3 separate regions of the Homo sapiens genome follow, and regions 2 and 3 are each linked to region 1. Evidence: chromatin loops called from intact Hi-C (ENCODE). Cell type or tissue: PC-9. All regions are shown on one strand.

What was found. Hi-C counts contacts between places; a loop is a spot of excess contacts. Peaks named below come from ENCODE experiments on the same cell type or tissue, not always from the same donor. Only the 100,000 strongest peaks of a DNase experiment are listed, where the experiment ranks them.
Region 2: a loop joins it to region 1, with 9 times the contacts of the local background. A loop is called at or near these places in 7 of 110 quality-filtered maps.
Region 3: it touches region 1 in a loop (5-fold over the local background); 6 of 110 quality-filtered maps call a loop at or near these places.

What each region holds. Positions count from the first base shown.
Region 1 is chr13:103,882,080-103,884,579 of GRCh38, reverse strand. No RefSeq gene overlaps it. Among named protein-coding and RNA genes, the nearest start is that of LINC01309, 460 kb to the right of the region's middle. In PC-9, CTCF peaks have their summits at 1,130 and 1,329; a DNase peak (open chromatin) is centred at 1,219; H3K27ac peaks cover 450 bases.
Region 2 is chr13:102,915,077-102,917,576 of GRCh38, reverse strand. No RefSeq gene overlaps it. Among named protein-coding and RNA genes, the nearest start is that of ERCC5, 70 kb to the right of the region's middle. RefSeq lists an enhancer at 1,119-1,228. In PC-9, a CTCF peak has its summit at 1,413 (motif pointing left); DNase peaks (open chromatin) are centred at 836 and 1,326; H3K4me3 peaks cover 533 bases; H3K27ac peaks cover 499 bases.
Region 3 is chr13:103,188,154-103,190,653 of GRCh38, reverse strand. No RefSeq gene overlaps it. Among named protein-coding and RNA genes, the nearest start is that of SLC10A2, 120 kb to the right of the region's middle. In PC-9, CTCF peaks have their summits at 1,551 and 1,751 (motif pointing left); a DNase peak (open chromatin) is centred at 1,693.

The DNA.
Region 1 (2,500 bases):
TCTCACCATAATTGACATCCATCAGAGCTACACCCCACAAAGGCTTTCGCCAGAAAAAGGGAAAGAAATTTTAGACAAACAAAATAAAAGGAGCTCACTGAAGCAAATAGTTATGTGGTCGTTAACAAAGACATCTTTGTGCTTAAATGTGTGCCTGAATCTTCACTCTATAACTTGCCAGCCACCTCTCTCATCTTTAACTTTCTTATCTATAAAGTCCATTGTTTGGGAGATATGAGATCATTTCTGTCAACAGCTTACATGGTTGCTCTCAGAGTTTAAGCACTTCATAATTACTGATATCAGTATCACTGCTTCCTCTTTTCTCTTCGTGTCTCATTGATTGTATTGTGCTTTCTTCTTTTTAATAAAAGTGTCTTTTATCTATACATGTCTTATGTCTTTCCTTAGACTCTGAGTTCGCTGCAGTGTATGTCCCTATCTTCTTTGTCTTCTTATCCCCGCAATACCTAGCATGACACCCCAAACAAACGAAGTACTTTGTCTGTATCTCTTGATCGTACGGTACTTTGTGTTTTCGTATAGCAGACATTGCAGGTGTTCATCTTTACCCAGAGCTCCTTAAAGCAAAGCTCTTGCCTCATTCTTTTTATGTCTCAAATAGTTCAGGCAGTGTTTTCCACACCGTAAATATATAACACACTTTTGAACGAACTCAGTGGAAAATCTGATGGATGTAACATTGCGGGTGATCCAATGATCACGTGGCCTCCTTCTACTGTAGCCTTGTCAGAGCATGCCTCATCTATGTTTACATGGGGTGTATCCTGTCTAACAGCCTCTGGTGTGTGGCTATTGGTTCCATGCCCTCTAGATGACATTAGCATGCCCTTGAGAATGCAAGAAAGCTTTATGTTAAGATATCACAAATCTAAGGTCATTTAAGTAATTTTTTTAAAACTACTATATGTTCGAATTTTTAGTTAGGGAAATTTTTAGAAGAATTTTCACATGTCTAAAGCCTCCTGCTTTCTGTTCCCAAACCATAAAGCTGCTAACACTCTTCTAATTTTGATTTGTTTAAAGGGGAAAAAAAAGGGGGTGAAGAGTTCATGCCGTCATTTTTATATGCCACAAATAAAATAGCTCTGCTTCTCTTTCGGCACATGCAGAAGTATGAAAAGCCTCTCAGATTCCTGACAGAACTGTCATTGTTTACCATTAGCACTGTCATATTTGTGTGACTTGTCATTCTCTACAGCGGAGCACGGGCTGGCACGGGGCCTGATGCTGACTTGCACAAGGGAAGCCTCCTGTCTCTGACTTCCCCAGGATAATTCCTGGGGAAAGTGTGCTCCCTAGTGTTAAGAGCGGTTTAATGGCTGGAGGGTTTCAGCGGGCTGACCAGGCAGAGAAGGAGGGTGAATCACCTCTCAGCACTCTCCACTTAGACTTTGTGTGGTCGTCGGGTGGTCAAACCTTCTAACTAGTTGTATTGCAGATTTGGCATTCCAGTGCAAACAAAAGACAGAAACACAATGTTCACATGCTTTCCAGAGATCACCTGGATATCAGATCATTTGATTTTCAAGTAAGTCGAAACCTTGGTGGAAATCATTAACTATCCTGTTTATGACCAAAAAATAAAATCCCAAATTTCTTCTCTTCATTTCTTACCTGCTTTAAAATTGTATCCAAAGCGTGGAAGTAAAAGATTTTTTTTCTGTTTATTTTTCATTTGAAATCAATATTTTCCTTTTCATGCATTATAACTTTTTATAAATAATTTACTTTACTTATATCAAAATGAAAGAGGTAACAATTGATAAAGAAATTAACCTCTAAGAGGTAAAAGTTAGGTGTACACCCCACTATTTTTCTAGTTAATAGCTATTTAATTTGAAGTATTTTCATTTGAGGATTTGTTTTGCTAGAATACCTACAGAATATAGCTCCTAGAAGTAGATATTTGTTTTATTTTTTATTTCAAAAAGAGTCTGCCTAATGTTTTGATTTTTTTTAATTAAAAAAAATGTCTTGGAGTTTTTTTACGCACCTGCATATATGCATTTTGCTTACAGAGCAGTTTGATGACAGAGGACCAGTTTTAACATGTCTAAAATATACACTTTAACATTATCTTGCTAGTATTGGTACCTCAAAAACAAATACAGTCCAAAACAATCTTAATAAATGTGCTAGAAACATGTATTTTAATATTATTGGTGGTCAGTTGTTAAGTACTTTAATGTTTTGATAGTCATCGTGTAAAATGTCAGTTGTAACAGACATTACTATGCCTCAAGATTCTTTAGTAATCTGTTTCTTCCAGGATATGCACTATACCTTACTTCATGAAATATGAAAATAAATGTTACTTTAAGTGCTTATGAATGACTATTAGAAATATTATTATTATAAAATTAGGGTAAAAATATTCCATTCGACATTAAATAAATGTTTTCTAGGGATCTAATATAACTCCTGCTATCCAAAGAATCTGAAGATATTAAACAGCATCAAGAATAGTCTGATGTTT
Region 2 (2,500 bases), 970 kb after region 1:
ATCCAAATGCTAGTAATCTGTGGATGTACCATACTTGTACTATAAATGCCTAACTTACAAATATCTCAAACATCCATTTATTCATTCTCTATACAAGAACAGCCATGGTCCTAATGATGAGATAAATAACAATGAACTTTAAAAAAAAAAAAATCCTGCTCTCATGCTGTTTACATTCCAGTGGAGATAAACTGATAATACATAGATCATACATTAGATAAGTAAATAGGAAGATGAAGGAAGGAAGGAAGGAAGGAAGGAAGGAAGGAAGGAAAGGAGGGAAGGAAGGAAGGGAAGGGAAGGAGGGAAGAAAGGAGGGAGAGAGGGAGGGACGGAGGGAGGAAAGCGAAAGAAAGAAAGAGGAAGAGAAAGGAAGGGAGGGAGGGAGGAAAGGAAAAAAGGAAAAGAGAAAAGAAGGGGAAAGAAAGTAAGGGAAGGAAGAAAGAAATCACGATTAAGGCTTAGTCAGAAAACTAAAGTGATAGATTGGGAAGCAGCTGAGTTAATGCTTTGGATTGGATGGCTTTACTCTACATGGATGTTGAGTTGAGGGCTGAAGGATAAGATCTGAGCCATTTGGTGATATGAATAAGAGCATCTGAGGCAAATGAGACAATTAATGCACAAGCTCTGAAGGAGCTTTGCCCCTTCAAGAAATACAAAAAGGTTCTGCACATGTATCCCAGAACTTAAAGTAAATAAATAAATAGAAATACGAAAAGGCTGTGTGGCTGGAGTAAGATTAACGGGGGACGGCCGGGCGCGGTGGCTCACGCCTGTCATCCCAGCACCTTAGGAGTCTGAGTCAGGCGGATCACCTGAGGTCAGGAATTCCAGACCAGCCTGGTCATCATGGTGAAACCCTGTCTCCACCAAAAATACACAAATTAGTCGGGTGTGGAGGCACATGCCTGTAGTCCTAGCGACTCAGGAGGCTGAAGCAGGAGAATCGCTTGAGCCCAGGAGGTGGAGGTTGCAGTGAGCCGAGATCGCGCCACTGCACTCCAGCTTGGCGACAGAGCGAGAGTCCGTCTTAAAAAAAGATTAGAGGAAGAGTGGGCCGCAATAAGGTCAGAACAGTAGCTATGTACCAGATCATGTAGGGCCTTGTAAACCAGAGTAAGGAGTCTGGAATTTATTCTACACATACTGAGAAACCATTCGAGAGTTTTGAGCAAGAAAATGTGATCATCCAAGTTCCATTTTTAAAATGTCACACTAACTGGTGAATGTTTGAGATGGAGAACTGTTGGAGGAGATGCAGCCAACGTGAAGGCTGGGCGGTTGCTGCTTTCTGCCTGAGTCCCAACCCATCCTGAAACCATAGTTACTGCCACCACTACCACTACCACCGCCAGCATCTACACGAAAAGCTCCGGTCTCATAGGGCCATCTGGTGGCCGTAGTAGGAACTGTTTGATTCCACGGGCTCTGGAAACATCCAAGTCTTTTCAGACTACCACCAAGATCTGTCTCTAATCAAATTATTTTAAGTCCCACTTTCAAAAGTTTCTGTTATCCAATTTATTTATTTTCTCTTGTTTTTATGATTATGATAACAATAGGATATTTTTTTACTTTTCATTATAAGTAAAAAGAAGTCTGGACTACACTCTAATGGACTAGGTTACAATCTTATGAGTGAAATTTACTATTTGTCATAAGAGGTTTCACGGAAAAAATGAGGATCAAATTCTCTCTCCCCTTAAAAACTACTTACCAACACTTCTGGAACATAACAAAGGGACAAATAAGATAATTTATGATGTTACTTTAGTGAAGAAGTTGGAAGTCAAGCTCATGTATATATTTTTAGTTCAGAACGTGGCCCTAGATGTGGAATCATAACATCTGGAACAGCTGGCGAGTGCTGAAAGAATCTCAGGGTTTTTCTTTTTCCTTAAGAAAGAAGCAATTTGAAAGATGAGGCTTTGTTTCAGAGAGGAAAGCTATTTATAACTGGTAGCTGGCAATTGTTGAAGCTATCTCTGGCTACTTTAGATATGAAATGAACTACCTTTTTCAAGAGTACAGTGGCCAAATCAGAAAACTCTCAACTTTTCCTTGGCTAATGCAAAGCACCTCTTTTATATTAATTTAAATGTGTGATGCCAGGACCTCTGATCCTCCTTGGAGAGGATTTTCCAGATGCAATAATGTGGCTAATTGCAATAAGCAGCCCTACTTCTCTCTACGTGGATATTTTCTTGTCCATCACGTTGAAAGATCTTAAAAGCCATGCTTACTCGCTCAACTTTATTCAGGAAACTTTGACACATTATAGCAAGTCTGTTAAAAATTTATTTCACTGGGCATAAAGATCTCTGGCTGCTTTGCTAGGCAGAAGTGAAGCAGTGAATTTGTACTCCAGATATAATTAGATTGACTCTTACTTTGGGGATACTTTTGGATCCTTCCACATCAAAGTAAGATCTGGAGGAGCAATGGCAAAATTCCTCTTTCTGGAAAAATTAACTGTGGTTTTCAGTAGCTGTTAGTG
Region 3 (2,500 bases), 690 kb after region 1:
AGACCTCTGTGAGAAAGCCACTTCATTTGCCCTCTCATTTATATGAGCAGTATTTTGACTAAAATAAACAGAACAGTTCTTGTGTCTCTTCCCTATACCCATATATCTTATGTCTCTAACTGGCAAGAAAAAAGTATCGTAAATATAAGTCACAGAGAAAAACAGCTCTGCTGGTGGCTGATGAGAAGGATTTTAATATGACCCTGCTACAGATGACTTCCTATGAGCTGATCAAAGTCGTGTCTGGAAAAGAGATAATAAAACAAAACAAATGCCTAGAAATTAAAGCAAGCAGGACAAAAGTAGACAATTGAGTTTCCACAAAAATCTAAGAAACCCCCACATGCACATAAACTACTCCTTTGCTTTGTCTGAATGTTCCCTGCCTGCTCTTAGAAGCTGCATAAGAAGTCAGGGATATTTACCATTACTCAATAAGCCAAGCACCTTTTTACCTAAATTGGATCTCCTAAGTTTCCATCCAAATGAAACAAGCACACTAAAAGAATTTGCTTCTGAAAGGAAGTTGAGTTTAATATTCCATTTTAGTGACTATGTAAATCATACAATGTCTTATAAACAAAGCAAGTTTATTCTCAAGAAAGAGATTATAAAATGTAACACCGTCTTTTGGGAAGCCATTTACCTGATTCAGACAACTTTAGCACAGTCTTTACATCATTGAACCTTAAATGTCTTCCCCTAAGTCTCTCAGTTTATGTTCAAACAGGCATCTGTTTTTCAAGTAACCAAGTAAACATAACCTGTTCATGTGGAAGCTATTGACTTCTGTAGCTAATAAGCATTACACAAACCAAGGAAAATGGTAAGGTTATGACAAATGGCATTCTGTTTCCTTTAAGATATGTTATGATATACCAAAATGATTGCCAATACCATACTTGACACACACAATTGAGGATTTTCCAAACATTTTTACTATATTTATTTATACCAAATGCATCATGTGGCATATTGATTTGATTGTATAGGCAATTTCCCCTACAAAAACTAGAGTCAAGGAAAAAACACTCCATCAAAATTACAGACTTAGGAAAGAGGAAAAACAAACATGGAAATACATTTGAAGTAGTAGTCTTTAAAAAATAAAATGTCCTGTATGAAACTCCAGGTTGGATATAGAAATTTGTTCTGGAAGAACTATATAGATGATGTCAGAGTGCCTGAACCATAACCAAAAAGTTCACAGCTAGGATCAATTATGAGTAATTGATTATCTCACTTGCATTGGTCAATGTGTGTGTGAGCTCATTATCAATGAAGTAAGTAGCGTGGTCTATGTCTCTAACAGACTAAAAGCAGCTCCTTAGGGCCACTTGAATGACTATGTGTGTGTGAACAAGTACAAGTGAAGGGTCTTATAAGATACCAAGCATTAACATGTCATGGTTTTGAGGGGGGTTGGTTTGGGGAGGTCTTTTGGGGGGTTATTCATGGAGGTTGGGCAACATGGCTGAGTTCTAGTCAGCGCTGGAGTGCTGACAAGACACTTTGGCCAAAGTGTCACATCCCATTCTCTTGGCCTTTCCCAAATTCATTTCTCTCTCCCAGAGAGATTCACTGAGCAGTTAAATATCATGCTTAATAGCCCTCTGACATAAGAAAGAGATTATATTTAATAGATTTGAATATCCTTTTTCCTATCACACTTAGCATTTCACAATTCGGGAACTTAATTTGTTTGCAAAGGTACAGAAAAAGAAAGTGATTTCTGGATTTCATATATAGTACTTTCTTGCCCCCTACTGGAAAATGTGAACCTGGCATACTAAGAATTCTAATTTTAAAGTGTTTTCCGATTGATCTTTCCTATAAGCCAGTTCACAAACCCACATATACTTCAAACAAGAATAAAATGTAGTAGGTGTAGAAGTTTAATACCATTAACTATGCATTTTATTAAAAAATAATGAACTTAAGAAATCCAATTTACTTTTAAAAATACCCTCAGGAGTACAAAAGTCAATTTTCCAATTGCATAGTGAAAGTAAATCCACCATATCAAGGTGAAAACTGGTACAATTCTTTGTAAATAGAGCTTAAGGGGAGCTTAACATTAAACTGGATTTGCAAAGATTATAAAGAAGTGTGTTTTCTGCTTTTTAAATATTATTCATGACTTCTTGAGCATCAAAAAAATAATTCCATTAGAAAGGGTATTTCAATATTAGCTTTATTTTTGAAGGTACACATGCAGTTTTTCTTGAGAAATATTTTTAACACAGAGAACCCGGGGCCCCTGGACCACTTTTTGATCATTTCTTCTGCAGCAGTGAGTTATGAACATGCTCTCACTGGAATGATGGCCACCACTATTTCTTGGATACACATTTTCGCTTTTGTGGTTCAAGGCCTCTACATTCTTTTATGCAAATCCAGCTAATCACGAATTGCAACCCATGCAATGATTAATGTTCTTTGACAACATTCTTTTGTCATCCGATTCCAGTGATTGTGAGGTCCATAGTCAGAATGACCA